Linked DNA regions of Homo sapiens: all the other regions are linked to region 1. A link is an interaction called in ENCODE POLR2A ChIA-PET data of the cell type or tissue named here. Cell type or tissue: HCT116. All regions are shown on one strand.

What was found. ChIA-PET counts read pairs that join two places held together with the same protein. Peaks named below come from ENCODE experiments on the same cell type or tissue, not always from the same donor. Only the 100,000 strongest peaks of a DNase experiment are listed, where the experiment ranks them.
Region 2: POLR2A ChIA-PET joins it to region 1 with 15 read pairs; 9 of 35 experiments call an interaction of 5 or more read pairs at or near these places.
Region 3: POLR2A ChIA-PET joins it to region 1 with 17 read pairs; 7 of 35 experiments call an interaction of 5 or more read pairs at or near these places.

The regions. Positions count from the first base shown.
Region 1 is chr1:8,074,175-8,082,174 of GRCh38, forward strand. All of the region lies in intron 2 of ERRFI1-DT (ERRFI1 divergent transcript), which reads left to right. Among named protein-coding and RNA genes, the nearest start is that of ERRFI1-DT, 52 kb to the left of the region's middle. In HCT116, no CTCF peak of the experiment used is centred here; DNase peaks (open chromatin) are centred at 2,666, 3,227 and 4,157; H3K4me3 peaks cover 2,941 bases; H3K27ac peaks cover 6,676 bases.
Region 2 is chr1:8,149,913-8,157,912 of GRCh38, forward strand. No RefSeq gene overlaps it. Among named protein-coding and RNA genes, the nearest start is that of LINC01714, 55 kb to the right of the region's middle. In HCT116, no CTCF peak of the experiment used is centred here; a DNase peak (open chromatin) is centred at 4,949; H3K4me3 peaks cover 1,424 bases; H3K27ac peaks cover 4,246 bases.
Region 3 is chr1:8,186,427-8,194,426 of GRCh38, forward strand. It overlaps the pseudogene EIF2S3P1. Among named protein-coding and RNA genes, the nearest start is that of LINC01714, 18 kb to the right of the region's middle. In HCT116, no CTCF peak of the experiment used is centred here; a DNase peak (open chromatin) is centred at 3,685; H3K4me3 peaks cover 1,245 bases; H3K27ac peaks cover 7,213 bases.

The sequences.
Region 1 (8,000 bases):
GCCTGTAATCACAGGACTCTGGGAGGCTGAGGAGGGTGGATCACTTCAGGTCAGGAGTTCGAGACCAGACTGGCCAACATAGTGAAACCCCATCTCTACTGAAACAAAACAAAACAAAACAAAAAATTAGCCAGGCATGGGGCACGTGCCTGTAATCCCAGCTACTCAGGAAGCTGAGGTGGGAGAATTGCTAGAATCGCTGGAACCCGGGAGGCGGAGGTTGCAGTGAGCCGAGGTTGCGCCGCTGCACTCCAGCCTGGGAGACAGAGCGAGGCTCCATCTCAAAAAAAAAAAAAAAGTGTGTTCATACTTAGGAAGTTAAGATGGGAGGATCGCTTGAGCGTGGGAATTTGAGGCCAGCCTGGACAACATAATGAGACCCTGTCTTTAAAAAAAAAAAAAAAAAAAGCTGGGTGCAGTGGCTCATGCCTGTAATCCCAGCACTTTGGGAGGCCAAGGCACCAAGGTGGGTGGATCACCTGAGGTCAGGAGTTTGAGACCAGCCTGGCCAACATGGCAAAACCCTGTCTCTACTAAAAATACAATAATTAGCTGGGTGTGGTGGCCCACGCCTGTAGTCCCAGGTACTTGGGAGGCTGGGGCAGGAGAATAGCTTGAACCTGGCGGGTGGGGGTTCCAGTGAGCTGAGATTGCGCCACTGCGCTCCAGCCTGGGCAACAGAGCAAGACTCAGTCTCAAAAACAACAACAACAACAGCAACAACAAAGAGTGAGAGAGTGTGTGTTCATTATTTATGTATATGCATAAATTGTTTGTATACGTTCCCCCAACTTGATTATGAGTTTTGCATATTCCCCACTAGAATAGTATTCTTTACATAGGAATACCCCAGTACATGTTGTTGATAACATCTCATAGGAAGAACCAGCTCAGACAAAGTGCTACTGAAACTGAAAAAGTGTGTGTGCCCCCAAAACTAACGTTAATAAAGTAAGATATGTTGCCAGATATTGTATCCAGAAAATGCATTTATCACTGAGCTCACTTAAAGAAAAATACTGCCTGGGTCAAAAAGTTACTCTTAACCAAGCATTGAATGCTAAACTGGAGGTCCTAAGCGGCATGCATTCTTCTTTTTTTGGGTGGGGGCGGACAGTGTCTTACTCTATCCCACAGGCTGGAGTGCAGTGGCGTGATCTCGGCTCGCTGCAACCTCTGCCCCCCGGGTTCAAGCAATTCTCCTGCCTCAGCCTCCCGAGTAGCTGGGATTACAGGCATGTACCACCACTCTCGGCTAATTTTTTTTGTATTGGCTAAATTTTTTGTATTTTTAGTAGAGACAGGGTTTTGCCATGTTGGCCAGGCTGGTCTTGATCTCCTGACCTCAGGTGATCCGCCTCCTCGGCCTCCTAAAGTGCTAGGATTGCAGACATGAGCCACCGCGCCCGGCCGAGGCATGCATTCTTCTGAAGGCTGGTTTACTCTGATCCTACAAGGTTGTAGCTGGAATCTGGGTGGTTTCCTAAGAGAACTGACAGTTCCCTGGTGAAGCTATTCATGGCTCTCTTGAAACCAAGAGAAGGGTGTAGGAGCAAAGGGAATTTCCTTTCCCCATTTTTGAAGGTTTGCTCATTTGAGTCTACAAAACGAACTCTCAATAGAGGGCTAACAGGACAAAGGCACACACATTTATTCTGTGCACATGCACAGGGAGCCACACAAATATGAGACTCAAAGAAGGGCCAGATGACTGCAGTTTTTATACCCTACAGAGAGGACTAGATGCCTGGAGCTCCAGGTGGGAGGTGGTGACACGTCACGGGGGCCGCCAGGAGGAAAGGCATGGGTGAGCAAAGGCTGTCTTGTTATGCAGATGAGTCTTGCACACATCATCCCTGGAAAGAATGGCTGGTAGCCTATGGTAAAAGTTCCTCTATCAGAACTTTAGTCTCCTTTTCCTGTGAGTTCACCTTTCCTGAATCTGGATAAGGAGATAGAGAGATTGATACAGGTGTTAAAAAGAAATTACTTAGGCAGATAGTGAGGGTAAGAGAGTCCTCAGTCCTTTTAATAAAAAGCAGCCCACAAATAATTTCTTTTCTAATACAAAGCAGCCTGAAAAATCAAGCTGCAAACATAGACAAGCAAGCTGGAAGCTTGCATAGGTAAATGCCAGCAGCTGTGCCAATAGAAAAGGGCTTCCTGGAAGCCAGGTATGTTCAACACAGAGGCTCTCTCCCCTTTCCTTTGTTGCCACGTGTGTAGTAAAGAAGCAGGCTACATGGTGCTGGCCAGATAGAGACCCCACCTGCATGATAAGAGACTAGGGGCTGGGCGTGGTGGCTCATACCTATAATCTCAGTAGTTTGGGAGGCTGAAGCGGGTGGATTACCTGAGTTCAGGAGTTCGAGACCAGCCTGGCCAAAATGGTGAAACTCTGTCTCTACTAAAAATACAGAATTAGCTGGGCATGGTGGTGCATGCCTGTAATCCCAGCAACTCGGGAGGCTGAGGCAGAAGAATCACTTGAACCTGGGAGGCAGAGGTTGCAGTGAGCCAAGATCATGCCACTGAATTCCAGCCTGGGTGACAGAGCAAGACTCTGTCTCAAAAAAAAAAAAAAAAAAGAGAGATTAGGGTGGGGTGGCCAGCTTCTTTGCATGCTATGTGAATGGCTCACCTGGTCCCACCAATCCTTTGTGCCCTGTGTAAATCAGACACCACCTTCTCAAGTTCATCTATAAAACCAACTGCATCTCACCACGAACTGGGAGATCCACTCGGAACCCCTTCCCTCTGCACGAGGGAAGGCGGAGGTTGCAGTGAGCCGAGATCGTGCCATTGCACTCTAGCCTGGGCGATAGAGCAAGACTCCGTCTCAAAAAAGAAAAAAGAAAAATATGCTAAAATGACGTTTTAAAAGTTGCTTGTCCACTCATATATTTTTGTCAAGCTTTGTGTTACGAAACAGAGTCAAAGCCTAGTATCATTTTTAGCAGGGGTTGGGGGAGGGGGTGGGAAGTGATAAGTGAGACTGGAGGGAAGGCCAAAGGATTTGAAGGACAGAAAAGCACATATCCTTCCTAGACCTCCCCTGGCTCCAGGATGGAAAATGACTTGGCAGGGGCCCTTTTTGTGCAGGCCAGAAGGGAATTTATTTCCCAGCTGTTCTGTTGTATTTTCCTTGTTAGTCTTTGCTCCCACGGTCTAAGAGCAAATACCGGATCTTAGCGCCTACAGTACTGGTCAAGAGCTGCCACTTCAGTCAGTGTGACTCACAGCTGTCCGTGAACCACCTACTGTAACAGCTGGCTAGACACCACAGCCCTGCGGCCCTGCAGCCCAGCCACGTCTTTTTAGCTTCACCTCGACGGCCTTGCTCTTGACCTGAAATCACCATCACCTTAATGGGCTAGAAAAGGTGGGGTTTAGAGGTAGATACTTTTATTCATTTTTCTTAAATTGTATTTCTCAATTGCCACTCAAGGATCTTGGAAGATGTATTTAATCTCAACATCAAATTAGAGTTCTAGGAGACCAAGGCAATTGAATATGTCATTGGACAAAACTCCACTTCATATCCTTTGGTGTGTAAATGATTCATTCCTTGAAGAAGAAAGGTTCTGGTTAATTTGCGGCTTCGTTATGATTTGCTGCTTTTTTGTGATAAGGATGAGGGGAACTGCCTTTAGAAAAACTGGTTCCGTGGTAGGATCATGGTAGGATGACCTCTGGCCTCTCTCCCTGGGCTCTCTGCTGTAGCTTTCTTCCTCTCTAAGGCTTATTCCTGAAGCTTCACTAGAGACAGGTAAAATACAGTTCCTGCCCTCCGGAAGTTTCCAAATCAGCTGTGGATATAGATTACTGTAGGAGAATCATAAAATCACAGGAGTACAAATAAAATGCAGTTTCAGAGAAAGTACACATTACTTTTTGCCTCAGCTTGTACTGTAACATTAGCCTGTGTCTTTATCAGCCTAGAGCTTTACTTTGTTTTATTATTTTAAAAAAGAAAATCGTTCTGCTGGACTGGAAATACCTTGACGCCAGAGGCCATGTTATTTTTATCTTTTGATCTCCTCTCTATTCTAGTACATTCAGGCTCCACACAGGACACAGCACACATAATACTGCCTGGTAAGCATTTGCTGACATCACTGAATTGGGGAAGGTGTTGTTGAAAAGGTAGAACTTGAGCTCTGTTTTTAAATAGAGAGGGGCAGTTGGCGGTGACACACTCCCCATCTATGAGTCATTTGTTCTGGGCCGCAAGGAAGAATTTGAAAACTCAGAACAGAAGGGGAAAGAATGGCAGGTTGGTAGAATGACTAGAACAGAGCTGGGTGTTAGTTTGACAGAATATGAGGTCGGAGAGGAGGCCAACCAGCCTGGTTGCTGTTCTGGAGAATAATTGGGATATTACCGTGGCTAGATGCAGGAGGAGGGCCTTCCTGGGGTTGGAATGTTTGTGGAATGAATAGCATTTCTTTCCCTCTCTATTTCATCCTGAGGACACCGTCAGCTTCTTCACTGGTCCCTTAGCACATTTCATCCGTTCCTGGTGGTGGGAAGGTTGGAGCAGGGTGAGAGGGGAGCTGTTCAAATGATTTCCTTGTTCCTTTCTTCAACGTGTGTCAGTGTTATTAATTATTTTGTTCTGGAATTGGTTTGTTCTCAGGAAAGATGTTGAGTGCATTTTGAAAAACTATGTGAAAATTAGATTGAGCAAATAAAGTTTTTCCATTGTGGGAAGGATCCTGGATGACTTTATAGAGGTTCCATGGTTGAATAAGATGACCTCTTTAAAAGCAGCTACCGAGCTCGGGGCAACAGCTCAAGCTAGAGACAGTGTAAAAACAGCAACTTTGGGGAAATAAATAAGTTTCTTTGTTGACAGTGCTTGTGAGACATCTAGGAAGAGAGAGCAAATTTGCATGGGAAATCAGGCCTTGAGCTCAAGAGACGTCAGCGCAGAAATGAAGATTTAGCAGACAAAGGTGGCAGCTTAAAGGGGGTGATGGTTGAGAGGCGCAGGCTGCAGTGAGCCAAGATCGTGCCACTGCACCAGCCTGGGTGATGGTGCAAGTCAGTTAGGTCCTTCACTAGACTCTGCTGTGGCCTAGGTGACTGGTGTCCAGGGCTCCATAACCACCAGCAATTAGAAGCAGCTGGGCCCAGTGGCTCATGCCTATAATCCCAGCACTTTGGGAGGGTGAGGTGGGTGGATCACCTGAGGTCGGGACTTTGAGACCAGCCTGGCCGACATGGTGAAACCCCATCTCTACTAAAAATACAAAAATTAGCCGGGTGTAGTGGTGTGCACCTGTAATCCCAGCTACTTGGGAGGCTGAGGCACGAGAATCGCTTGAACTCAAGAGATGGAGGTTCTAATGAGTAAACATCGCACCACTGCACTCCAGCCTGGGCAAAAGGGCGACAACAGCCTGAGGGGGAAAAAAGGCAATATTTTCTGTGCATTTCCATTTGGCGTGCTATGATAGAGCGCATCCTTAACTTGTGATCAGATTCTTAGTGGTTTCCAAAGGTTAAGAAATTGGTGTCATAGAATTGGCCAGGCGCGGTGGCTCACGCCTGTAATCCCAGCACTTTGGGAGGCCGAGGCGGGCGGATCACGAGGTCAGGAGATCGAGACCATCCTGGCTAACATGGTGAAACCCCGTCTCTACTAAAAATACAAAAAAATTAGCCAGGCATGGTGGCGGGGGCCTGTAGTCCCAGCTACTCAGGAGGCTGAGGCAGGAGAATGGCGTGAACCCGGGAGGTGGAGCTTGTAGTGAGCCGAGATTGTGCCACTGCATTCCAGCCTGGGCGACAGAGCAAGACTCCATCTCAAAAAAATAAGAAAAAAAAGAAATTGGTGTCATAGAATGAGAAGATAAGAGCAAGAAGGTCAGGACTTGGGGCAGACTTGTTGGGGGCAGTCAGAATTGAAAGAGTAAGAAGAGGGGAGCCGGGGGAATGGTGTCTTCAAGTTGGATAGGACTCAAAGAACACACCAGGTTGACCTTTAGAAGGTTATTAGTGATAAGCAGAGGATGGGAATTAGGGAGTAGGGACAGCTAGTCTAGACTTTGCTTTCTTGGAGGTTAACATTTGACAAGAGTGAATGTTTGCTGAGTTCCTAAGAAGGGCCAGACACTGTGACATCTGTTGTAGACATAAATGTGGGCAAAGATGACTTTGGTTTTGCACTCATAGATGTTAGGGTCTCGTGGGAGAGAGAGGCATTGATGAAATAATGATCCCAAAGGAAGCACATCCTCACAAACTGGGTCAGACTTCGCAGGGAGAAACATGGTGCATAGCACAGGAGCATGCCATGATCTGTGGGTCAAAGAAGGCTCCCTGAGGCTGTAAGCACAGCCCCGAGGGGTGAATAGGAACGATGTGGTCGGGGGGTGGTGTGGGGGTGGGGGACGGAGATCAGAAGAGTCCAGGTCACAGGGAGAGCAGGTGCTGAGCCTTGTGAATGTGGAGCCAGTGAGAAAAGTGATCGTGGCAGGAGGCCATGCTGGGTCTTCTCTTTCATAAGGATTTGGGTCTAAGAATAATTAGGTAACCACTAATGTTAGATGGTGTAACATTTGCATTTTGGAATAAAGTAGAAGAGTTCAGGTGATAGTGATAGCCTGAACCGGGATCCTGGGAATGAAGGTGAAGAGAAGCAGATGGATTCAAGAACAATGCAGAAGGTAAAATTAGCCCCAGATGGTAGCAGGGAAGGAGAGACGGAACATAGTGATTTAGAGAGGTTGGTAAGACGCAAAGGTTTTTCTTCAGGTGGAGAACACTTGAGTTCATTCATAGGCAAAGAGAAAGAGCAATGGAGAGAGACGACTCAAAGAAATAAGAGCAAGTGGGGAAAATGTACGTCTTGGAATCAGAAACACTGATCCTCTGAGAAGAAAGGGCTGATGGCTATGTAGGTACATTTATAGGTGGGAATGAGGGAATTTGAGATTTGAAGCCTTGATCCACAAAATGGGGCTCAGATATGTTCTTGGAGTGAGGCCATGGTCTCCTAAGTAATGGGGTAGCACCAGGCTCTGGAGGAAAAGCAAGAAGCTGGGAGATGGTTCATAGAAGGGCCACAGTGCTGTTTAGAACACGGGAGAGGATGAAACATTTTTGTGTATATATCATGTGTAAGTTATTTGTGTGTACTCAGAAACATTGCATAATCCTCACAGCACCTTGCAAGGTCCATATTTTGATTTTATATTCGGAAACGAGAGTCAGGGAGTTTTGAACTTCAAATGTCAAAGCACACATCTTGAGCACTGTGGAGTCATCTTTCTCCTGGATTCGTGAAGTAGTTTGCCCAACTGTTGGGATCAGTGGTTGGTTGCAGTAGGGTGAGAAGGAGCATAGATCTACCCAGAGACTTGCTTTATGACTTAGGAAAACTTGATAATTTTCTCATGAACTAGGTATATACACAAGTCTGTCTTTCTTTCTTTCTTTCTTTTTTTTTTTTAGAGACGGAGTCTTGCTCTGTTGCCCAGGCTGGAGTGCAATGGGATGATCTCAGCTCACTGCAACCTCCGCCTCCCAGGTTCTAGCAATTCTCCTGTCTCAGCCTCCAGAGTGGCTGGGATGACAGACGCACGTCACTATGCCCAGCTAATTTTGTGTATTTTAGTAGAGACGGAGTTTCACTGTGTTGCCCAGGCTGGTCTTGAACTCCTGAGCTCAGGCAATTCACCTGCCTCGGCCTCCCAAAGTGCTAGGATTATAGGCGTGAGCCACCGTGCCCAGCTACAAGTCTATTTCAAATGGCATATTAATTTGTGTTTTATACTCACAATGTAGTCCAGCCATAGGAATACCAATAAAACATACCAATTTTCTAAAACGTACCCTAGGCTGGGTGTGGTGGCTCACATCTGTAATCCCAGCACTTTGGGAGGCCAAGGTGGGTGGATTGCTTGAGCTATAGTCAGCTTGGGAAACATGGCAAGACCCTGTCTCTACGAAAAGTACAAAAATTAGCTGGGCATGGTGGTGCACACCTATAT
Region 2 (8,000 bases), 76 kb after region 1:
ACAATCTTGGCTCACCGCAACCTCCACTTCCCTGGATCAAACAATTCTCGTGCCTCAGCTTCCTGAGTAGCTGGGCCCACAGGTGTGCACCATCACGACTGGAGAATTTTTCTATTTTTAGTAGAGACGGAGTTTCACCATGCTGGCCAGGCTGGTCTTGAACTCCTGACCTCAAATGATCTGCCCGCTTCAGCCTCCCAAAGTGCTGGGATTACAGGCGAGAGCCACTACCCCTGGCCTAAACTTGATTCTAATTGGCGGGTTTAAAAAAAAAACCACAGACACTCTATAATGTAAACAATCTTAATCATATTTCAATACTAATTTATACTCCCAGATACTTCCAAAAGGACTTTGAGGTAGCATACGGTAAAATACTAATGAAAATCAGTAAAACTAGTGGTTTTATTCATAATTGCCCCAAATCAGAAGCAATTAAGATGTTTCTCAGTAAGTGGTTGAATAAACAGACGGCGGCACCTGCAGACAATGGAGTATTATTCAGTGATAAAAACAAATGAGGCTGGTCATGGTGGCTCGCACCTGTAATTCCAGCACTTCGGGAGGCCGAGGTGGGCAGATCACTTGAGCCCAGGAGTTCGAAACCAGCCTGGGCAACATAGTGAGACCCCTGTCTCTACAAAAAATAAAATAAAATAAACAAAGTTAGCCAGACATGGTGTTGCATGCCTATGGTCCCAGCTACTGGGACCTGTTTCTGTTTTCAAAAAAAAACTGAAAAAAAAAAAAAAAAGAAAAAAAAGAAAAGAAATGAGCTATCAAGCCACAAAAAAAAACATGGAGGAAGCCGAAACATATTGCTAGGTGAATGAGCCAGTCTGAAAAGGCTATACCCTGGATGATTTCAACTACATGACACTCTGGAAAAAGCAAAATGATAAAGACAGCAAAAAAGATTGGTGGTTGCCAGGAACTGGGGAGTAAGGGAGAGGGGAGAGATGACCAGATGGAGCACGCGAGTTTTAGGGCAGTGAAACTATTATTCGGTACAACACTATAATGGTGGATCCATGTCATTATACATTTATCAAACCCATAGAATGTGTAATACAATGAGAGAATCCTCATGTAAATGATGGGCTTAGTTGTAAGGAATCGGTATAGGCTCAGCAAATGTAACGAGTGTACACCTTCATTTAAGATGAAAGTGGGTGCGGTGGCTCATGCCTGTAATCCCAGCACTTTGGGAGGCTGAGGTTGGCGGATCACTTGAGGTGAGGAGTTGGAGACCAGCCTGGCCAACATGGTGAAACCCCCTCTCTACTAAAAATACAAAAATTAGCCGGGTTTGGTGGTGTGCACCTGTAGTCCCAGCTACCTGGGAGACTGAGGCAGGAGAATTGCTTGAACCCGGGAGGCAGAGGTTGCGGTGAGCTGAGGTCACGCCACTGCACTCCAGCCTAGATGACAGAGTGAGACTCTGTCAAAAAAAAAAAAGAAAGAAAAAAAGATGTTACTAGCAGGAGAAAGTGTCTATGGGGAGAGGAAGGGCACACGGGAGCTCTGCGTTTTCTGCTCCATGTTCCTGTAAACCTAAAACTGCTCAACCAAATAAAAAGATCCATTTAAAAAATCAGTACCTTCGTAAAACCGAAAAAACATTAAAATAAGAATGAAGTGACAAGTGCAATTTAAGTCAGGAACTTGTTAGGTGAAAGTACTGAGGTGAAAACAGACCTTTATTCTGAATTCTCTGAGGAGCTGATCAAAGGAGGGATGAGTTACATAGGGCACATTGTCTACGGAAAGAAAACAGACCTGTTTTCCGGGAGAGACAGGCCAACTCTGAGATGAATTTGTCCCAGTTTGTTGCTGTTGTTTGTTTCAGAGACAGGGTCTCTTTCTGTCCCCCAGGCTGGAGTGCAGTGGCACAATCTCCTCTCACTGCAATCTCTGCCTCCCAGGCTCAAGCGATCTTTCCACCTCACACGCCTGAGTAGCACCCACCACAACACCCGGCTAATTTTTGTATTTTTTTGTAGGGATGGGGTTTCACCATGCTGCCCAGCTGGTTTTGAACTCCTGAGCTCAAGCGATCCATCCTCCTGCCTTGGCCTCCTAAAGTGCTGGGATTATAGGTGTGAGCCACTGCGTTTGGCTAGTTTTTATTCCTCATGGAGAAATAGCATAATGGGTGATGAGCCCGACTGGGCTGTCACTAGAAGTTCTACACATTACCATTTCGTATCAATCCAGGTTTTAAAAACCCAAGAAGGCCTGATGCTGCTACATTGTAGCTCATCAGGATGGTTCTGTGCTGCACACAGATTGGAGGACGCAGATATCTTTCTTCAGGATCAGTGCTTACGGTTTCATTTTAGGAATATCTATTTGCCCCTCAACTTTAAAGCTGAGTCAGGGCTGCGCCAGATGTGTTTTGTCTGCTTCTATACTCCTGACTTGTTCATTTTTCCCTTAAAGGGCTGCTTTCCGACTAGGCGTGGTGGCTTATGCCTGTAATCCAAGCATTTTGGGAGGCCAAGGAAGGAGGATGGCTTGAGATCAGGTGTTCGAGACCAGCCTGGCCAACATGGTGAGACCCCGTTTCTACTGAAAATACAAAAAAATTAGCCAGGCATGGTGGCACGTGCCTTTAACTCCAGCTACTCTGGAGGCTGAGGCAGGAGAATCACTTGAACTCGGAAGGTGGAGGTTGCAGTGAGCCGAGATCACCCCACTGCACTCCAGCCTGGGCGACAGAGCAAGACTCCATCTCAAAAAAAAAAAAAAAGGGCTGCTTTCAAAGATCACTGCATAAGTAGTGTGCTTATTATGATAGATTTTATAACTTTAAGATATAATCATCTTGTTCTTTTTCGTACATTAGCAAAGGAAACCATGAAACCACACGTTAGAATTGAGGGGACTTTGAAGTCAGGGAGTCTCTTTTTTACAGTTGAAGAGGCTCCGACAAACGTCAATGGTTTGCTCATGGGTACATGGCTAGTAAACACCAGAGCTGGCTCTAGGACTCGCATTGATGTCGGTTAATTGATATACCTGACCCCGCTACTAGTGCACAATTACTGCCCTGCGTCAGGCCAAATCAGGGGCATGGATCATCATGTTGGGGACACTACCCCAAAGGAGGAGATGACATGGCTGTCCACAAACCGGGAGCCCAGTTGTGCCCAGAATTGGTTCCTTCTGGTTGGTTCTTGGTCTCGCTGACTTCAAAAATGAAGCCGCGGACCCTCACAGTGAGTGGTACAGTTCTAAAGATGGTGTGTCTGAAGTTTGTTCCTTCAGATGTTGAGATGTGTTCAGAGTTTCTTCCTTCTGGTAGGTTTGTGGTCTCACTGACTTCATGAGTGAAGCCACAGACCTTTGCAGTGAGTGTTACAACTCTTAAAGGTGGTGTGTGTGGAGTTCTCTGTTCCTCCTGGTGGATTCGTGGTCTTGCTGGCTTCAGGACTGAAGCTGCAGACCTTCATGGTGACTGTTAATCTCACAAAGGTAGCACAAACCCAAAGACTGAGCAGCAGTAAAATTTATTGCTAAGAACAAAAGAACAAAACTTCCACAGTTAGAAGACGACTGGCGGAGATTACCGCTGCTGGCTCAGGTGGCCAGCTTTTATTCCCTTATTTGGTCCCACCCACATCCTGCTGATTGGTCCACTTTTCAGAGCACTGATTGGTCCATTTTACAGAGTGCTGATTGGTCCGTTTTTACTGAGTGCTGATTGGTGCATTTACAAACCTTTAGCTAGACACAGAGCGCTGACTGGTGCGTTTTTACAGAGTGCTGATTGGTGTGTTTACAAACCTTTAGCCAGACGCAGAGCTCTGATTGGTGTGTTTACAATCCTTTAGCTAGACAGAAAAGTTATCCAAGTCCCCCCACCTGACCCAGAAGCCCAGCTGGATTCACCTCTCACGGTGGCCCTCCTGCTCACACAACCTGCCTACCTCTTGGGAAGACACCTCCTGTTTGGACTTGCTGGTTTTTGTGCAGTCACGCAGAAAGCCCCATTTCGCATGACGCTAGCTGAACTAGAAGCAGAGAGACATGTACAACATTATAGATCTTTTATAGTTAAAAGGACCAGGAAATTCTGATCCCCTGACCCTCTCAACACCCTCCCCCCGCCACCCAAAACAACCACCAGGAAAGCGTTCTGCACTTCAGTGGAAAAGGCAAATCTTGTAACACTTGGCCTTGGCCTAGGTGCTGGGTGTCCAGAGCGGATAGAGGCCCATGGCGACAGTTGTGCCAGCAGATTCCTGCTGCTAAGTCCCCGGCCTTTGCGCTCTGTGGCCTGGGCTGATGGGTGGGTGGGTGCCTTTATTTGCCTGGTTGAGGAGTGCACTCACTGGGGGCCATTTGGTTTGAAACATTTTTTGCAGCTAAGGGGTGGTAAAGATGACGCTAGTTTAGCTGAGTTTAAGGCTAATTAATCAGCCTTCTTTTTTCTTTTTCTTTCCTTTTTTTTTTAGACAGAGTCTCACACAATTCCCTGGGCTGGAGTGCAGTGGTGCGATCATGGCTCACTACTGCAGCATCAACCTCCTGGACTCAAGCAATTCTCCTGCCTCAGCCTCCCGAGTAGCTGGGACTATAGGTGCCCAACACCATTGCCCCGCTATTTTTTTATTTTTTATTTTTTATTTTTTGTGGAGACAGGGCTTTGCCATGTTGCTCAGGCTGGTCTCAAACTCCTGGGCCCAAGTGATCCTCCTGCCTCAGTCTCCCAAAGTGCCAGATTTACAGGTGTAAGCCACCGCGCCCAGCCAAATCAGCCTTCTAAAGAGCTTAATTTTCCATCACTGACTTTGTGTTCTTTTATACAAAGGTTGCAGACTCCGAGGCTGAAACCCCTTTCTGACCGGTAGCTCTAGAGTAAACAAACGCCTGGACTTTCTTCATCCCCTGAAGACAAAGAACTTGTTCATGAGCCTCTCCAGGCAGCTCGTGGTCTGAGCTGTCAGGAATGACGGATGAGCAGCTGCTTTTGCCGGCGCCTCCGCGGCAGCTAAGGTAGCGCTCACAGGACTGTCTACACCATGGACTCAGTGTTCAGGTGTTCAGGGAGTTATTATTGGAGCAGCTCACTCTATCTTAAGGCAGACAGCCCCGGGCAAAGCGCAGCGGATAAACACAAGTGACATCTTATGAAACCTAAGTTCATGTGAAATCCTAGATAATTCTGTTGTCAGAAGTGAAAATATATATTGCATTTTTATCTAAAAATAAAAATGAATGTGATGATCTTTTTGCTCTTTGAGATCTAGATTTCGAAAATCTTTTCTTAGATGAAGAAGGAAGCCATTTCTTTGTACTATATCTTGGAAGAAGATTTTTTTTAAAGGAAAGCTGTAGGCTATATATACAGTCAGAAATTTGAAAAGATGCATATATATTTATTGAAAACTAGAAATGTTTTTGAAATAATAATAAGTTTAAAAAAGGAGAACAGAGTAAAAAGTGGAAAAGCAGTTAATTACATAATACAATACGTATTAGAAAAGGGGAAACCACTCCGTTTTTCTGATCCTAATCCTAGGAAAAAATTTCCTTGGAGAAATCTGCATCTTAGGCAGCTCTGGGAAGAATCCAAGGGCCCTCACTCCATCTTTAAAGAGCCCACCCTGGCTTTTCCCAGTGGAATTTGCTATGTTTGGGAAGTTTAAAAAGTGTTTAAGACAATATGGATTTTGCAATGGGATTTACACATAATTAACTCATGAGTCGCTTCTTTTGTGTTCCACTCTATGTCTGCTTTGTGGTTCCTGAAAGTCCTTGAAGAACCGGAGCTGAAGGTACAGGGCCCACGTTTGCCTAATCCCAGGCTGGAACAATTGGTTTCAGTCCCCGCCTCTCTTGGAATGTGGTTTGGAGGTGGAGGAAGGGGAGGAGGGGGACGCAGGAGGCCGGTGGAGCACGGCAGAGCAAAGCAGCTTCCTTCTCCAAGGGCTGAGGAGCCACGGAGTGCTCCTCTTTTAGGTCATCTCCTTTTTTGTTTTTGTTTTTGAGACAGGGTCTCACCCTGTTGCCCAGGCTGGAGTGCTGTGGTACAATCACAGCACACTGCAGCCTCAACCTCCTGGGCGCAGGCCATTCTCTCACCTTAGCCTCCCCAGTAGCTGGGACCACAGGTGTGCGCCACAGCACCTGGCTAATTTTCTTGGTCACTCCTACTTGCGTCCCTGCTGCCTTCGGAGTGGCCGCTTCTCCTTGCCTTTCTCTTGGTTCGCCTTACAGCCTCAGTTTCCCCCAGCCCCAATCCTTTATGCCCAGGCCTTCCAACCACCACAGTGAATGCAGACTTACTTTGTTTTGAACCCTGGGGGTTGAATAATGGAGGAATCTTCTCTGGAGGAGAGGTTTCTCTCTAGTGGAGGGAGCTTCCCTCTGTTTTCCCAGCTCCAGGATGCCTTTCTACCAGTCCTGTGCTGTTCTCAGATTAACCGAGCAGCCTCTGGTTGGATGACTGGGTTAGGAATCCCCAATTTATTGGCAAGGTGGTGACTGGTTGACACATATTCTTGGCCAGGCACAGTGGCTCATGCCTGTAATCCCAGAACTTTGGGAGGCTGAGGTGGGTGGATCACTTGAGGCCAGGAGTTCGAGACCAGCCTGGCCAACATGGCAAAACCCCATCTCTACTAAAAATACAAAAATTAGCTGTGCGTGGTGGCGGGCGCCTGTAATCCCAGCTACTCCGGAGGCTGAGGCAGGAGAATCACTTGAACCCGGGAGGCGGAGGTTGCAGTGAACCAAGATCTCACCACTGCACTCCAGCCTGGACGACAGAGCAAGACTTCGTCTCAGAAAAAAACAAAAAACAAAAAACACACACCCACAAATTCTGGGTATACTTGGTGTGGTACTGTGGGAAATAGAGAGTTGGTCTCTATTTGTGTTCCTAGCACAAGCTCCTAGAGGTCTTGAAATTGTCAGCGTGATAAGAGTGTTTTTTGTGTGCTAATGAGATGACTGTTGGCTGGGTGCCCCTACAGAGCTTCAGGTTGGGGGCTGGCTGGCCACCAGGAAGACCAAGGCAGGATTAGAGGGTTAGAGCTTTCACTGCTCCCTCCACCATTGGGCCAATCACCAATGGCCAATGATTTGAGCAGTCGTGCAAGTGTAATGAACCTGCATAAAAATCCTAAAGCTTCTGGGCTGGTGAACAGGTGTTGGTGCTGGGCGGGGAGCTCTGAGACCCCCTCCCCACACCTTCCTCTGTGCGTCTCTTCCATTTGGCTGTGCCTGTGTTGAATCCTTAGCGATGAACCAGTAATGCTAAGTAAAGGGCTTTCTCTTTCTGTGAGACATTCTAACGAATCATTGAACCTGAGCAGGGGTTCATGGGAGCCCCCGATTTCCAGTCAGTCGGTCAGAAGTGCAGGTGGCCTGGGACTTTTGACCAGTGTCTGGACTGAGGGTGGCCTCGTAGGACCGAGCCCATCACCTGTGAAGTCTGCTGCTAACCCTGGGAAGTTAGTGTCAGGACTGAGTTGCAAAGTTGGAGACGCAGTTGGTACATGGGAAAATAAACCACACTTTGCTGTCAGAGGCAGTGTGAGTAAAAACAATTCAACTGGCAATTGTATTGTTATATTTCTTCTGTTTTAATAATTTATCATTTGTTTCATGTGATAAAACAAATAAGTTATTTGTAATTTATTATATGTAATTAATTATTACTCAATTAATAATGTGAATCCATCTAGAAAAAGAGTTTCTGGGCTGGGTGCGGTGGCTCATGCCTGTAATCCCAGCATTTTGGAAGGCTGAGACAGGAGGATCACTTGAGGCCAGGAGTTCAAGACCAGCCTGGGCAACATAGTGAGACCCTGTATCTAAAAAAAAAAAAAAAAAAAAAAAGAAGAAGAAGAAGAGGAAGAAGACAAAGAAGGAGGAGGAGGAGGAGGAAGAAGAAGGAGGAGGAAGAGGAAGAATAAGATGGAAGAGGAGGAGGAAGAAGAAGGAGAAGAAGGAAGAGGAAGAGGAGGAGGAAGAAGGAGAAGAAGAAG
Region 3 (8,000 bases), 110 kb after region 1:
AGATAACTTTAAGGACATTATGCCAACAAAGGTTCATAAAAATGTAAATAATTGATAAGGCAGGATAAGAGAAATTAGATTATATCATAATTCCAATTGTGGAATCGTTTAAGTGATTTATATTTATAACATTAAAACCTTTAAGAACTATATTGAATTTATAGTTAAATCCATTTAGGTTATCTGTCTTTCAAGTAAATGTCCTGTTTGAGAAGTCTTCATGTCTTGTAGGATGAATTAAAAGCAGAATATCAACATTTCACGAAGAGGACCAGCCTCAGCGGCTCACACCTATAATCCCGGCACTTAGGGAGGCCAAGGCAGGCAGATCACTTGAGCTCAGGAATTTGAGACAAGCCTGGGCAATATGGCAAAACTCCATGTCTACAAAAAATAAAAAAATTAGCCAGGAGTGGTGGCGTGCACCTGTAGGTAGTCCCAGCTATTCGGGAGGTTTGAGGGGAGAGGATCACCTGAGCCAGGGCAGGTCGGGGTGACAGTGAGCTGCAATTGTGCCACTTGCACTCCAGCCTGGCCAATAGAGTAAGACCCTGTTTCAAAACAAATTTTGTTCAAAAAGAGAAAAAATCCCCAAATTCATGTATAAAAAAATCAATAGCAAATTATCTTCTATCTAGACATAGCAAAGAATACACAAAGTGTGAAGAAATGAAGACTATGTTAGAGAAAAGTGAGAAATACTAAAACCATTTTGCTCTTTTGTCATCAATTGAAAGTTAAAAAAAATTTTTTTTTTTTTGAGATGGAGTCTCGCTCTGTCACCCAGGCTGGAGTGCAGTGGTGTGATCTCAGCTCACTGCAATCTCTGCCTCCCGGGTTCAAGCGATTCTCCTGCCTCAGCCTCCTGAGTAGCTGGGATTACAGGCATGTGCCACCACGCCTGGCTAATTTTTGTATTTTTTGTATTTTATTTATTTATTTATTTATTTATTTTTAGACAAGAGTCTTGCTCTTGCTGCCCAGGCTGGAGTGCAATGGCACGATCTCAGCTCACTGCAACCTCCGCCTCCCGGGTTCAAGTGATTCTCCTCCCTCAGCCTCCTGAGTAGCTGGGATTACAGGCATGCACCACCACACCCGGCTAATTTTGTATTTTTAGTAGAGACAAGGTTTCGTCATGTTGGCCAGGTTGGTCACGAACTCCTGACCACAAGTGATCTGCTCACCTTGGCCTCCCAAAGTGCTGGGATTACAGGAATGAGCCACTGAGCCCAGCCTGTAAACGTTCATTTAATGTTGTAACTGTGCCTATAAGATTGATATGGACCAGTGTGGTGGCTTATGCCAATAATCCCAGCACTTTGGGAGGCCGAGGCGGCTGGATCATCTGAGGTCAGAAATTCAAGACCAGCCTGGCCAACATGGTGAAACTCCATCTGTACTAAAAATACAAAAATTAGCCGGGAGTGGTGGCTCACACCTGTAATCCCAGCTACTCAGGAGGCTGAGGCAGAAGAATGGCTTGAACCCGGGAGGCAGAGGTTGCAGTGAGCTGAGATGGCACCACCGCACTCCAGCCTGGGTGACAGAGTGAGACTCCGTTTAAAAAAAAAAAAAAGTTATCTTAAAAATTATAAAATTTGGCTGGGTGCGGTGGCTCATGCCTGTAATCCCAGCACTTTGGGAGGCCGAGGCAGGCAGACCACGAGGTCAGGAGTTCGAGACCAGCCTGGTCAACATGGTGAAGTCCCTTCTCTACTAAAAAATACAAAAATTAGCTGGGCGAGGTGGCACGCACCTACAATCCCAGCTACTAGGGAGGCTGAGGCGGGAGGATCACTTGAATCCAGGAGGCAGAGGCTGCAGTGGACCAAAATTGCACCACTGAACTCCAGCCTGGGCAACAGAGTGGGAGCCTATCTCAAAATAATAATAAATAAATAAATAAATAAATATAAATAAAAATAAGAAAGTAATCAATATGAGACAGATCTAAAGGTCAGAAGGTAAAGAGCATGGGATCAGGATGACCACAAGCCAAGTAACAGTTGGCATAAAAAACAAAAAATCCAAAAATCAAATACTTCGAACTACCTTGGGAAGGTAAATCTTCCTCTGTGTTTTGTGTCAATCAAACATTCATGGAATGTTATACCAGTAGGGGCTGCCAATGACAGGTAGACACTGCACACAGTGGAGAACTAGTTACAAAAATGGAGGATTTTTCTAGTGAATAGTTAAATGAACCAGAATAGGTTCATCAATAAAAGAGCTGACTAAAAGATATCATGATTACTTTTTCAAGAATGTGAAGGGTTTTTAATAGAAGGGTTTTTATATGCAAAACATATATTCTCCATGTCTATGGAGGTCTGAAAAAGACTTTTATTTATTTATTTATTTATTTATTTAGAGAAAGGGTCTGGACGGGGCATGGTGGCTTACCCTAGTAATCCCATTACTTTGGGAGACTGAGACAGAAGGATCACCTGAGCCCAGGAGTTCGAGACGAGCCTGGGCAATGTGGCAAGATCCTGTCTCTAAAAAATAAAAAATAAGATAATAAAATCAAGAGACAGGGTGTCACTCTGTCACCCAGGCTGGAGTGTAGTAGTGTGATCACGGCTTGCTGAAACCTTAACCTCTGGGCTCAAGTGATCCTCCCTTCTCAGCCCCACTGAGTAGCTGGGACTACAGGTATGCGCCACCACGCTTCACTAATTTTTTAATTTTTTGTAGAGGTTGGTGGGGGAGGTGCTTTCACTATGTTGCCCAGGCTGGTCTTGAACTCCTGGCCTCAAGTGATTATCCTGCCTTGGCCTCCCAAAGTGCTGGGATTACAGGCATGAGCCACAGCACCCACCCTAAGAAAAAGCTTTTAAATGAAATCACACTTCTGGCTGGGCGAGGTGGCTCACGCCTGTAATCCCAGCATTTTGGGAGGCCCAGGTGGGTGGATCATCTGAAGTCAGGAGACCAGCCTGGCCAACATGGTGAAACCCCGTCTCTATTAAAAATACAAAAATTAGCCAGGCATGGTGGTGCACGCCTGTAATCCCAGCTACTAGGGAGGCTGAGGCAGGAGAATTGCTTGAATCCGGGAGGCGGAGGTTGCAGTGAAAGAAAAGAAAGAAAAAAGAAATCACACTGCTTAGGGAAGATTTGGGGCCCACATGCATTGATCAATCTAAAGACATGTGGAGAGTTCAGGTTATTTTCCAGGCACTGTGTTAGGCAGTGGGAACAAATGAGCAAGTGGGAGCTATCCCTCGTCAGAGCCCCTGCCCCAGCCATGGGCACCCCACAGGCCTAGGGCCCAGCCATACCAAAATATCAGAGACCTAAAAAATTGTAGTGTGATTATTTTCTATTAAGTGTTTACTTAATAGAAAAACAACAACAAAAAACATCGCAGCTCTCCTGGCAAGATGGTGAAGGGGCAAGGCTGGAGTGACTCAGGGGCATCTTTCTCACCAGGACCTCACCACGTTGGAAATTGAGGTCCACCAACTTGCCTCCACTTTTTCACGAAGCCATCAGCAGACAAGCCATGATGAACTGGGCATGCTCATGGAAAATCCACAGCTGTGAAAGCTATTTCTGGAGTTCACACTGTCAAGTTCAAAAATGAACTGGAAACAACCACAGAATCCACCTTGGGTAGGCTGAGGCCAACATTTATAAATCTGATGACTCAAGTTGTCCTTGGCCAGAATGTGCTGCACCCTGTGGAAGCAGGACACCTGATGCCTTTCCTACATGCATTCCAGGGACCTAAGGGAACTTCAAACAAGTCAGAGGTGTTGCGTTTGTTGACTGTCCTGGCCGTGATGTTTTGAGCTACTATGCTAACAGGGCCGCATTGACAGATGCTGCTCTTCGTTGACAGCTGCTAATGAACTTTGTACTCAGCCTCAGACTTCTTCTGAACATCTAGTTGCCATAGACAAAAAGCCTAAACATATTTTTGTTCGACAAAAATAAGATTTTTAAAAAGATTTGCTGCTGGGCATGGTGGCTGACGTCTGTGATCCCAGCACTTTGGGAGGCTGAGGCAGGAGGATCACTTGAAGTCAGGAGTTCAAGACCAGCCTGGCCAACATGGTGAAACCCTGTTTCTACTAAAAATACAAAAATTAGCCATGCGTGGTGGCAGGCGCCTGTAATCCCAGCTACTTGGGAGGCTGAGGCAGGAGAATCGCTTGAACCCGGGAGGTGGAGATTGCAGTGAGCCAAGATCAGGCTGCTGCACTCCAGCCTGGGAGACAGAGTCTCACGAGACTGTCTTAAAAAATAAATAAATAAATAAATAAAAAGATTTGCCTTTTGTTTTTTAATCTTATATATTTGTTTACTTATTTATTTATTTGAGACAGGGTCTTGCTCTATTGCCCAGGCTGGAGTAGAGTGGGGTGATCACTCACTGCAGCCTCGACCTCCCTGGGCTAAAACAATCCTCCCACCTCAGCCTCTGGGGTTGCGAGGACTACAGGTGCAGGCCACCATGCCCAGCTATTTTTTTTTGGTAGAGACGGAGTTTTACCATGTTGCCCAGGCTGGTCTCGAACTCCTGGGCTCAAGCCATCCTCCCACCTCAGCCTCCCAAAGTGCTGGGATTACAGGTGTGAGCCACTATGCGTGGCTCTTATTTTATTTTTTATTGATATATAACAGGATATATAACAGGAGGCTGAGGTGGGAGGATTACCTGAGCCCAAGAGGTTCAGGCTATAGTGAGCTGTGATCACCCCACTGCACTCCAGCCTGGGTGACAGAGCAAGATCTTATCTTGAAAATAAATAAATAAATAAATAAATATATTTTTTAAAAAGAGGGTCTAGCTGGTGATAGTATTTGAAAATGGGTATTAAAATTGGGGAGGAGATTAAAGTCAGACCTGGTATTGTTCCGAAGGTAGTGAAGGAAAACTCATGTGTGAACCAATCTTTTCCAAAATTGTTTCACTTTTTGCAGAACACAATGACCTTCAGCATGCACCTCCAGGGAGTCTTATCGTAGTTGGAACAAAAATTGACCCAACATTGTGCTAACCTGACATAATGGTGGGGCAGGTGCTTGGTGCAGTTGGAGTTTTACCTGAGATCTTCACTGATACGGTTTGGGTCTCTGTCCCCAGGAAATCTCAGGTTCAATTGCAATCCCCGATGTTGGAGGTGGGGCCTGATGGGAGGTGACTGGATCCTGGGGGCGGATTTCCTGCTGATTTCCCCGTTTGGTGCTGTTCTTGTGATAGAGTTCTCACGAGATCTGGTTGTTTAAAAGTGTGTGGCACCTCCCCACTCTCCTTCTTGCCCTTGCTCCAGCCATGTGACATGCCTGCTCCCTCTTCGCCTTCCACCATGATTGTAAGTTTCCTGAGGCCGCAGAACCGTGAGCCAGTTAAACCCCTTTTCTCTATAAATTACCCAGTCTCAGGTATTTCTCTTTTCTTTTTCTTTCTTTTTTTTTGGAGACAGAGTCTCGCTCTATGCCCCAGGCTGGAGTGCAGTAGCGTGATCTTGGCGCACTGCAACCTCCGCTGCCCGAGTTCAAGCGATTCTCATGCCTCCGTCTCCCAAGTAGTTGGGACTACAGGCGTGTGCCACCATGCCTGGTTAATTTGTGTATTTTTTATAGAGACAGGGTTTCACCATGTTGGCCAGGCTGGTCTCGAACTGACCTTAGGTGATCCGCCAGCCTCAGCCTCCCAAAGTTCTGGGATTACAGGCATGAGCCACTGCGCCAGGCCAGGTATTTCTTTATAGCTGTGCAAGAATGGACTAATATATTCCTAGAACTGGAAATTACCTATTTTCTACTTGGACGGCTTCTAGGTGTATGCATAGAAGGAGAGACGAGGCCGGGCGCGTGGCTCACGCCTGTAATCCCATCATTTTGGGAGGCCGAGGCGGATGGATCATAAGATCAGGAGTTAGAGACCAGCCTGGCCAAGATGGTGAAACCCCCGTCTCTACTAAAAATACAAAAATTAGCCGGGCTTGGGTGGCGGGCGCCTGTAATCCCAGCTACTCGGGAGGCTGAGGCAGGAGAATCGTTTGAACCCGGGAGGCGGAGGCAGTGAGCCGAGATCGTGCCCCTGCACTCCAGTCTAGGCGACAAGAGCAAGACTCTGTCTCAAAAAAAGAAAAATAAAAAAAAGGAGAGACAAAAAGGCAGCAGCTGTCTGAGAACTAAGTGCTCACACGGAACATAGGATCTCTATCCACAGAAGAAAGAGTTAGTGCAGTCAAGGCTGATGTGGGTAAAATAGTTCTCACTAATTCTGTGTACACAGAAGTAGAAGAAAATATTGCTTTTAGCCAAAGGGTTGAGAAACACGGGCGTTTCATTGGTTCAAGTCAGCTAGAAGAGGACTGACCATCAAGCTGATGGTCAGTTAAATAATATATTGGGTTGACGTCAGAATTTTTCTTATCAACCTAGGGGTATATTTTCAAAGCAATAATGGGGAATAAATTTCACAGCTCATTACTTTAGTAGAAACTGTTAGGTTATTCTCATATTTTGTGATAAAAATTTAACCTCTGCTGGGTGTGGTGGCTCACGCCTGTAATCCCAGCACTTTGGGAGGCCAAAGCAAGTGGATCACCTGAGGTCAGGAGTTCGAGACCAGCCTGACCAACATGGTGAAACCCCATCTTTATTAAAACTACAAAACTTAGCCAGGCATGGAGGCGCCTGTAATCCCAGCTATTAGGGAGGCTGAGGCAGGAGAATCACTTGAACCTGGGAGGCAGAGGTTGCAATGAGCTGAGATCGTGCCATTGCACTCCAGCTTGGGCAACAGAGTAAGACTGTCAAAAAAAAAAAAAAAATTAACCTCTACTAGTAAATAGTAAGGTCCATAATAAATGTCAAAGTTGACATACTGGTAGATTTAATCTACACTTGAGCAGAAATCGATCATTGCTAAATAGTTTCACATTTGTCAATCAGTGCAAGTTTGTAATGAAACTGCCTGTTACAACCAGCCTTTGCTGTAGCATAAACACCAGTGAGCCTGTTTGAAATAAAGTTTTTCTTCTTATTAAAAAAAAAAAAAAATCTGGAGCCTGGGCAAGGTGGCTCACCCCTGTAATCGCAACACTTTGGGAGGCTGAGGTGGGCGGATCGCCTGAGGTCAGGAGTTTGAGACCATCCTGGCCAACATGGTGAAACTCCATCTCTACTAAAAATACAAAAATTAGCCAGGCGTGGTTGTGTGTGCCTGTGGTCCCAGCTGCTCAGAAGGCTGAGGCAGGAGAATCACTTGAACCTGGGAGGTGGAGGTTGCAGTGAGCTGAGATCGTGCCACTGCACTCCAGCCTGGGTGACAGAGTGAGACCTGTCTTGAAAAAATAAATAAAATAAATAAATAAATAAATAAATAAACTGAAAAATAAAGTTAATGTTGACTATTTATGGTATGTAACATGATGTCACTGTTCTTAGTTTATATTTTATAACTCAAAAATCTCACCGTACTGGAAAGCTGTCTGTAGTGATATACTTCCCTCCTTGCTCACATTCCCAAGTTTGCACAGTGATTGATGGGAAAGGCAAAGCTGATCATAAATCATAGTTTGAACACCCCTCTAGGACCAAGACACTTTTCTCTCCCCTGGATCCGTGAGTTGCCAGTAGATGTCCTGATTTCGAAAGGGACCAGAGAAGAACTTGTGAATTAACAAGAAAAATGCATTGCACCTGGACAAACAACTCAACGCAGATGGCCTATAGAAGGGTCGGCCATGTTACGTTCCTATAGAGAGGCTAAACCATTGTTCAGAAAGCTCAGATGAACTGTTTACCATCTCCCCTGAGAATCAGACAAGAGGAAACTGGTTAAAATCACAACAGGAAGTTTACATTATAGTTTTTTAAAGTCTGCTGACAGTGAGTGGTCCTGGATAATATTATTGTGGTTCTGGGAGGATATAAATGCTTTGGTACCTATCCCCTGATGACAGAGAGGCTCTAGCACGTACATCTTGTGTGGGCTCGAAGAGTGCTTTTAAGTTCAAAACTTCAAATAGATG